2 separate regions of the Homo sapiens genome follow, and region 2 is linked to region 1. A link is a contact called in ENCODE Hi-C or POLR2A ChIA-PET data. All regions are on one chromosome and are shown on one strand. Each heading gives the region's core, a stretch centred on a gene start or an enhancer-like site at or near the end of the contact. The rest is flanking DNA. Distances are from core to core; before and after follow the strand shown.

Evidence for each region. Hi-C counts contacts between places; a loop is a spot of excess contacts on that map. ChIA-PET counts read pairs that join two places held with the same protein, here RNA polymerase II (POLR2A).
Region 2: a map of OCI-LY7 shows a loop between it and region 1 (3-fold over the local background). The contact joins the enhancer-like site here to the promoter of NTNG1 in region 1. A Hi-C loop is called at or near these places in 1 of 168 maps with a recorded cell type or tissue (OCI-LY7). POLR2A ChIA-PET finds 5 or more read pairs at or near these places in 2 of 52 experiments (HEK293T and OCI-LY7).

What each region holds. Positions count from the first base shown.
Region 1 is chr1:107,139,201-107,143,034 of GRCh38, forward strand. It overlaps NTNG1 (netrin G1), which reads left to right and starts at 1,839. Exons shown (of 8, transcript NM_001113226.3): 1 at 1,839-1,940. RefSeq lists an enhancer at 1,479-2,010 and silencers at 1,944-2,233, 2,254-2,533.
Region 2 is chr1:107,358,019-107,361,852 of GRCh38, forward strand. All of the region lies in intron 3 of NTNG1 (netrin G1), which reads left to right. Among named protein-coding and RNA genes, the nearest start is that of NTNG1, 220 kb to the left of the region's middle. Within about 2 kb of position 1,598, at least 3 of the 41 ENCODE cell types and tissues checked have a DNase peak (open chromatin) inside an H3K27ac peak, as active enhancers do; they include OCI-LY7, where a contact is called at or near this core.

The DNA.
Region 1 (3,834 bases), core at 589-3,088:
TCATCACAGAAAAATGACCCAATTACTCAGCCTCCTGCCTTAATTGTGGGACACATAGTGACTAAGTGTTCACAATTGCCCATTTCTTCCACCCCCCCCCCACCCGCCACTTTGCCTTGACCAAACATGAGTCAGGCTTCTCTCCAGCAGGTCCCTGGAATTTAGCTTGCCCCCCAAATCTGAGCAAGAACTAAAATGTGAAACATTCACCATTGTTAGCTTATCTTCCAAATTCTTGGACCACAGAGACACATTTCTTGTTCAACCAAGAGGGTCTTGAAGTGAGTTGTTTCCCCCATCCACTTGGCTTTGCCTATTGCTTGCTCCCCCTTATATATATAGAAAAAAAAGGCCGATTTCTGTTTGGTTTTGAGAGGTTTGCAGATTTCTGAGATCAGAGCGTTTTCCCTGTTGCAATAGTCTTTCTTTCTAATGGAAGTCTCCCTATCTTATCTAAATTCGGATTTGTTTCTGTTTGACGTTAATGTGTAGCTAAGAGTGATCCCAGGTGAGTCTGAGCCCGCCTTGGTGGGGAATGAAGCCTGGAGCATCGGAGCATTTGTCTTTCTCTTAGAAAAGGCAAGGAAGCCTGAAATGCGCAGCTCTCCCTTGAACTTCAACTTTTTAAAGGGGAATGAATTTCTAAAGGAGGAGTTTCCAGTCTAGGGCTGTAGGGGCCTCCGGGCAAAGGAAGTGCTTGTTGAAAAACAACATTGTGATCACTTCCAGCGGCGAAGGGTGTGCTTGGGAACGGTTTGGGGAGGGGACAGAAGAGAGAGGGGTGGGATGGACGGCGGCAGAAGTGGGAGGTACACGAGGAGTTACTGGAAACGGCGCTTCTGTGGAGGAGCCGGGGGGGATGGGGAGTAGAGGGAGGGGGCCCTGTTGCCTCAGCGCCCCGAGGTCGTGGAGCGGCAGCAGCTGCAGCCGGAGCAGCACCAGCAACAGCAACAGCGAGCGGGACGGAGTTAGGACCGCTCGGAGCGCACAGGTCTCGAGGTAGTATAAGGTTTGCTATCCTTCCACTTGCTGGCAGTTGCAGAAGAAGATCTGCTTTTTAAGTGAAACGTACATGCCACCCCTCCGAGGGCTGCGGCTTCCCCGGGCTTGCTTCTTTGCCGCTCCTCTTTCCGGCTCTCGCGCTCACTCTTTAATTGGCACTGGCCCCTAAGTTTGCCAGGAGCTCGCTGCCCGCTCGGAGCAGGGTCCCGGCCGGGAGCCGCTGGTGGGGGCGGGGAGTCCGGGAGCCGCAATCCAGAAGCGTCGTGGGCCATGTATATTTCATCAAACGGACTTTGGGTGCGTCGCGTCTCACTGCCATCAGTGCTATGTGCAGTGACATTTCTGACTTGAGTGGAGGAATGCGCGAAGGAAACCCGGGCGAAATTGGTATTAGAGGATCTTCTTGGCGCCAATGCTAATTGTCCTGATTTATGCCCCTTCTGACTAAGCTCAACGTCTTCATCTGAAATAAAATGAAAGCGGTGCCAAGCGGCATAGAACCGCCTGGCCGCTGGTTCTGATCCCCGGGAACCAGAAAATCGTCCTGCGGCTTGAAAAAAAAAAAAAGAGGAAAAAAAAAAGAAATAGAAATAGAAAAAAGAAAAAATATCCCTCAGTAAAAGTTTAAGGCGAGAAGTGTCAGAGGCAGCGGAGCGAGGAGGCGCGGAGGAGAGCCGGCGAGCAGGGGACTGGGCTGGCACGACCTCCGAAGGCTGAGATCTCATTATTAATATCACTATATTTTTGGAGGGAGAGGCACCTTTCTCATCCTCTCTTCCTCTCCGCCCACCCTTACTCCCTCCCCCTCATCTACCTGTCAAAGTCACTGATCTTTTGCATTTCGGAAGAGGACGTCAACGGGAAGGAATTCCCCCTCTGGGTGCGGGCTCCGAGAGGGGGCGACTTGCAGGAGGCTCCCCCCGGGGGCGGAGGCGAAGGTAATTAAGCGGCGGGGAGTGGCGGGCCGGCGCTGGGTTCTCGGTCCTCGGGGTCCTCTCCCGCCGGCGGCCGGGCGCGATCGGAATCCCCGGGCTGCGGCGGTGGCGGCGGCTCGGGTCCTCACGCCCACCCCTCCCGCTCCGCCCGCTCCCGCCTGGGGAGGAGGCTCCGCGGGAGCTGCCGCCCTCCGCCCGTACGCCGCCCGCGGGCTCCGCTGCTGCGGCCGCCGCCCGAGGCGGACCAGGCTGGCTGCGCAGGGCCGCCGCCCCGCGCCGTCGGCTCGGCTCCCGCCCGGCGCAAGGGCAAACGAGCCACACGGTAAGTGCCTGCGGCTCGCCTCTCCTACTGCGACCCGAGCCTCTCGCCCGTGCCCCTCTCCCCCGGGTTTCCCCACCCCCCGCCGCCCCCCGCCCCACCCGCTGCGATGCACAGGCGGGAGGGAAGGCTCCGGGTGGGCGAGGAACTTTGTAAAGCGCCCCGAGGAGGCAGCGCGCGGAGCCCTACGCGCACACACAGCGGCACACGCTCACACCCACACACAAGTCTTCCCGGGGGTGCGCCCCGGGCCGGTGATGCGTCCTCTTGTTGTGTCCGGAGCCCAGGCGTGGGGTCTGAGCCTCCATCCGCCGACTGACAGGGGCCCCGCGCTCTCCCTCTCTCACGCACACCTGGCCACACACATCGCTCAGGCGGCTTGTCGTTATTTTTTCTTTCTTTCGCCAATTATATTTGTTTGGGGAAAAGCAAACAAAAAAAACAAAAAAACACTTGCCCTATTGCCGGCCTTGGGGATCTGGTGGCCACATCGAGAGCTTTTGAAGTCCCTTCTTTTAATCGCCTTTATTGGTGCTAGATTAAAACATTACTATCCCATGTTGTGCAGCTGGGGAGAAAGGGAAATTGAAAGAGGAAGACTTGGTGTAGGGATGCTGTTTGGAATATTCTCTCATATTCTTTACTGGCATCATATTAATCGGTTGATGGATTCGGCTAGGGACACTGAATTGCACTCCTGTATGGATCTGTGGATATCTATATATAATACAAATAATACTGAATATTATTGGGCCTAAAATAACCAATTAAGTGATTCATACAAGGAAAAACTTAGATATAAAAAGAAACTGCGCCCTCTGCTGTTAATTTTAGTACCCTCACCCGGGGACTTTTTTTTTTTTTCCTTCAGAAATCCACTTAAGAGTAGGCTGTCATCTTACAGGGCAAGGGAAGAAAATTCCTAGCGGGGATTTTAAAGCAACTTTACTTGGAAAAGTCGCAGGTTGAGCTCCTATAGTTGCATCAGGTACAGATTTCCAGTGAGTAGACGGTCCTCCTCTCTCACCCATTCTTCTCTTTATACAGGGAATAATGGAGCCACTCCTCATAACAAATTGTCAATCTTTGGAATGGAAAATTCTGAGTAAGATTCAGAACTCCACTAAACATATGGTGAATCTGGCAGTAGAATTGCTCTAGAAATAAGGCCCTGTTTTATGACTGAAAATACTAAAAGTTGTTTTATCTTACAGAAATGAAAAAAAAAAAAACCCAGGAAGATCTTCCATTAAAATCACTTATTCAGATATGCTTAGTAGTTAAGCTTGTTGGAAAGTTTTCCAAAAAATAATTTTTTTTTTTTTCAGGGGAGGCTTTTCTGTTTTGTTTGTCCCTTGAGGAGGATCTCTAGTGAGGGAATTAGCAATTCCACATTTCATTAAGTATTTTGAACTGTGTCACTTTGAATGCCTTACCCGCCTCCCTTTCTCTTTGGCAAAGGAAAAGCAGCTCAGTAACTGTCCAAGATTCTTTTTGAAGATAAGCAACTTTCGATTTTTCATTAAGATAAAATTTGGATCTCTGCATGTGGATCAACATGCAAGGAAAAATGTGCAT
Region 2 (3,834 bases), core at 348-2,847, 220 kb after region 1:
ATCATTCCATTCGAATACATGGTTAAAATTTTGAAAGATATCAAATTAAAAATGAGCTTTTATTGTGACTCTAAACACTGTGAGAAAGTGTTTACATGTCCTAAGAATGCATATATAACAATATGCACAACCTGAAAGTAAATACCTAAGGTATGAATTTTTTTAATCTTTGTGGGGAAAAATGCAATTGAGAGAAAATATTACACTCTGGACTAAGAAATATTAAGTGCTACCTCTACTTGAGTTATTTTAAAAATTTAGTTCTTCAAGCCTTATTGAAGAAGATGATACTCTCAAGTTGAGCACTGGAAAATAGATGGGCATGAGGAGATAGTACTTAATTTTTTTTTTTTTTTGACATCTATGACTAGAATTAATCAACAGCAAATGGCCACTTGCACATAGATTTGGTCACGAGTGGGGGTTTCCTGTTCTGGATGAGTCTGTCTAATGTAAACTTTTTCTTTACAATCAATTCATTTGTTGCATTCTAGTGTTGATCTAGCCCACTGAAAATCTGGTCATCTTTTTCCAAACTAATACAGAGCACTGACCTATGGGGGAGAAAAGCCTAAATTTTAGTGTATCTGTTTTGAAAGTAAGGAATTCTAAAGAGGACCTTACGATGATAATCAAATCATTCCAGGAAAAAAAAAAAGGCAGAGAGTTTAACAACATCTACAAGCTGCTGTTGCTTAAAAACACAGTATTTGAACTGCAATTTGAGCATATTTTTACCCTTCAGACATTACAAACATGCCATAACACCCTGCTGTGAGGACAGCTTTGGTGCCCCAGAAGTAAAAGAGTTTAGCTGTGATTAAAGGATTGAAGTCTGTGCCTTGAACTGACAGATTAGTTTATGCTAGGTTTTCTCTGTTAATTCTAGACTTGACAGCTCCACTGTAAATTAATCTAAATTATGGCCAACTGCTACAAGGCTGATCATTGTCTCACAAAAAAATATAAAGTTCTATTGAAAATGCGGACGTCTCTATCACCAAATGTTACTCCAATTTGCTAGAAATCTGAACAAGGCAACTTAAAACACACACACAGGAAATTGCAGCTCCTAGATGCCAGTAGAGCTATAGAGATTTGGACACACAAACTGAGCTGTTGGGGAGAACGGGTCTGACTTCTGTGGTCACTGATGTGTGAGCCTCAGTGTTTGTCTTTAGCAGCTCATGACAATGTAATTACATCCTGCGTGCCCAATTTTTCTCATAAATGAAGTTGATAAATATAAACTACAGTTTATGATTGTGAATCACAGCCTGAAGCAATACAGCATGGTCATTGATTGCAGAGAAATATAAATAGGAGATGATAATAGATTGACTGAATCTGAACCCTATCACAGACCAGTTAAGATATCAGAGAATCAGAGAATGGCTTAAGAGAAGCCTTAGTTTCCCAGGAAGAGAAGAGAAAACAGGTCTGGTGGGCAAACAAAGGCTTTATAGCTTCATTAACCTATTCATACCTATAGGATGATCATTTCTCTGGAAATTGCCCCTATCTGAGACTTGATTGAGAGTAGGCATCAGAAGTGAAGGGTGACTTTTTCTATTTTCTGTCTGTCCTTGGCAAGCTCCCCCACCCCCAACACATTTGCATCACTGATTCTATGTTCTTAAATTTGGAGCTTCCTGTTTCTGTGATTAGAAAACCTACAGATAGGTTTACATTTGCATTCACTGTTCATATCATTAGGGAGCTGAACAGACAGTATTGAGTGCATACACCGTGCTAATTCACCTTTACATCTGAAGGAAAAAATACTAAGTGTGATAAGATGAAAAAAAAGGAAAAGAGAGAAGTGGAAATACATATTTATAGAAAACAGTATTTTCTCCAAAACTATCACGAGATAGTCACTGCTATTTATTGTGTAACTTATGTAAACCCAAAACAGTTGGGCCCAATCTGGTCCCCAGATATATCTTATTTGGTCGACACAACATTTTACTTATTTTTTATTTGCATACCTCTTAATCAAGCCTAAACTGTTCACACATGGTTGCTGCTCCCGCCACACCCTGTTGTCTTATACAGGGTCTGCTTACCTGCCTGACAACCGACCAACCCTTTGGTCTATAGCACTCAAACATATTGATTAGAAAAATTGATTTTTTTTAGGAAAATGTTTAGTGGGCATTATATACCAGGTACTGAACTTGACACACCAAAACAATAAATATAATTTCAGGCAGTGATATATACCATGAAGAAAAATGAATCAGGGTAAGGGAAAGAGAATAAGAAGACAGCCACTTTAGGAAGAGGTGATCTGAGAGGTCAGAATATCAGAACAAAAGTTAAAGGATGTGAAAGAGTGGGCCACGGAAATATCTGTGGAAGAACATTCCAAAAAGAGAAACAGTGAGTGTAAAGACCCTGAAGAGAAATAGAAAGTACAGTATGGAATACTCAAGGTGGAAAGTGATAGAAATTAAGGTAGGAGAGATGAGCAAATGCCAAATTGTTTAGGTCCTATAGGCAACAGGAAGCCACTGGAAGATTTTCAGCAAGGAAATCAAGTAATATAATTTATATGATAATGAATGGATAGTCTCTAATTCATGGGTAGTACATAAATAATTTATTTGAATTCTGAAAAGTATTTGCAAAGTCAAGTAATGCCTGTGAAATTTTATCTGCATTATCAGTCTGCTTAGCAAATCAATATATTAGAAAGCATTTAAGTAGCAACTAATATGTGCACATCCTATGCTAAGCCCTGTTTAGGATGTAAAGATCACTTAATATATGGTCCTTGACTCATAGCCGAGAGGCTACTTTCTAACATCTAGTCACCAGTCACTGAGTATCTCTCGTCCATGCCTCCAGAATACATGTTACATATTTCTTCCCATGATTACTAGAAAGACTTAAGAAACTTAGTTTTGTTATTGATTTGTATACATGACACATAAATCTGCTTCTCGTGTAACTGCTATCTCACTTCTTTAACTCTATAAATTTCATTGTTTTAAAGAAGAATCAGTTCTTATATTGCAATATGGAAGTACATAGCTCCAAAAAAAAGGCAAAAGATCTTTGAAATGGGTTTGAAAAAATATATATAATATATATAGTATTATATATTTCTTATATTATATATTATATATTTCTTATATAAAATATAATATATATTATATTATATATAATTATGTATAAAATAAATATATATAAATTATATATAAAATAAACATATAAATTATTATATAAAATATATGTTATGTAAGAACTATATAATATATAATTTTTATATAAAAATATATAACATAATATATAACATATATAATCATTATATAATGAATATATACATTATATAACATATATATATATACATATATATATATATATATTTTTTTTTTTTTTTGAGACACAGTTTCGCTCTTGTTGCCCAGGCTGGAGTGCAATGGCGTGATCTCAGCTCACTGCAACCTCTGCCTCCTGGGTCAAGCAATTCTCCTGCCTCAGCCTCCAGAGTAGCTGGGATTGCAGGCATGCACCACTATGCCCAGCTAATTTTGTATTTTTAGTAGACATGAGGTTTCAGCACGTTGGTCAGGCTGGTCTCAAACTCCTGATCTCAAGTGATCCACCCGCCTCGGCCTCCCAAAGTGCTGGGATTACAGGTGTGAGCCACTGCACCCAGCCAGAAAAAAGCAAATATTTTAATCACTGCCAGTACCTCCTCATCCTGTTGAAAGCTGATGTCATTTTTGACACTCGGGAAATGACTTCTTTATGGAAGAAATGATAAACTAGTCTGCATCCTGCTGCAATAATCTGAAGAAAGAGTGTTTGCTATTTCAATTCTGA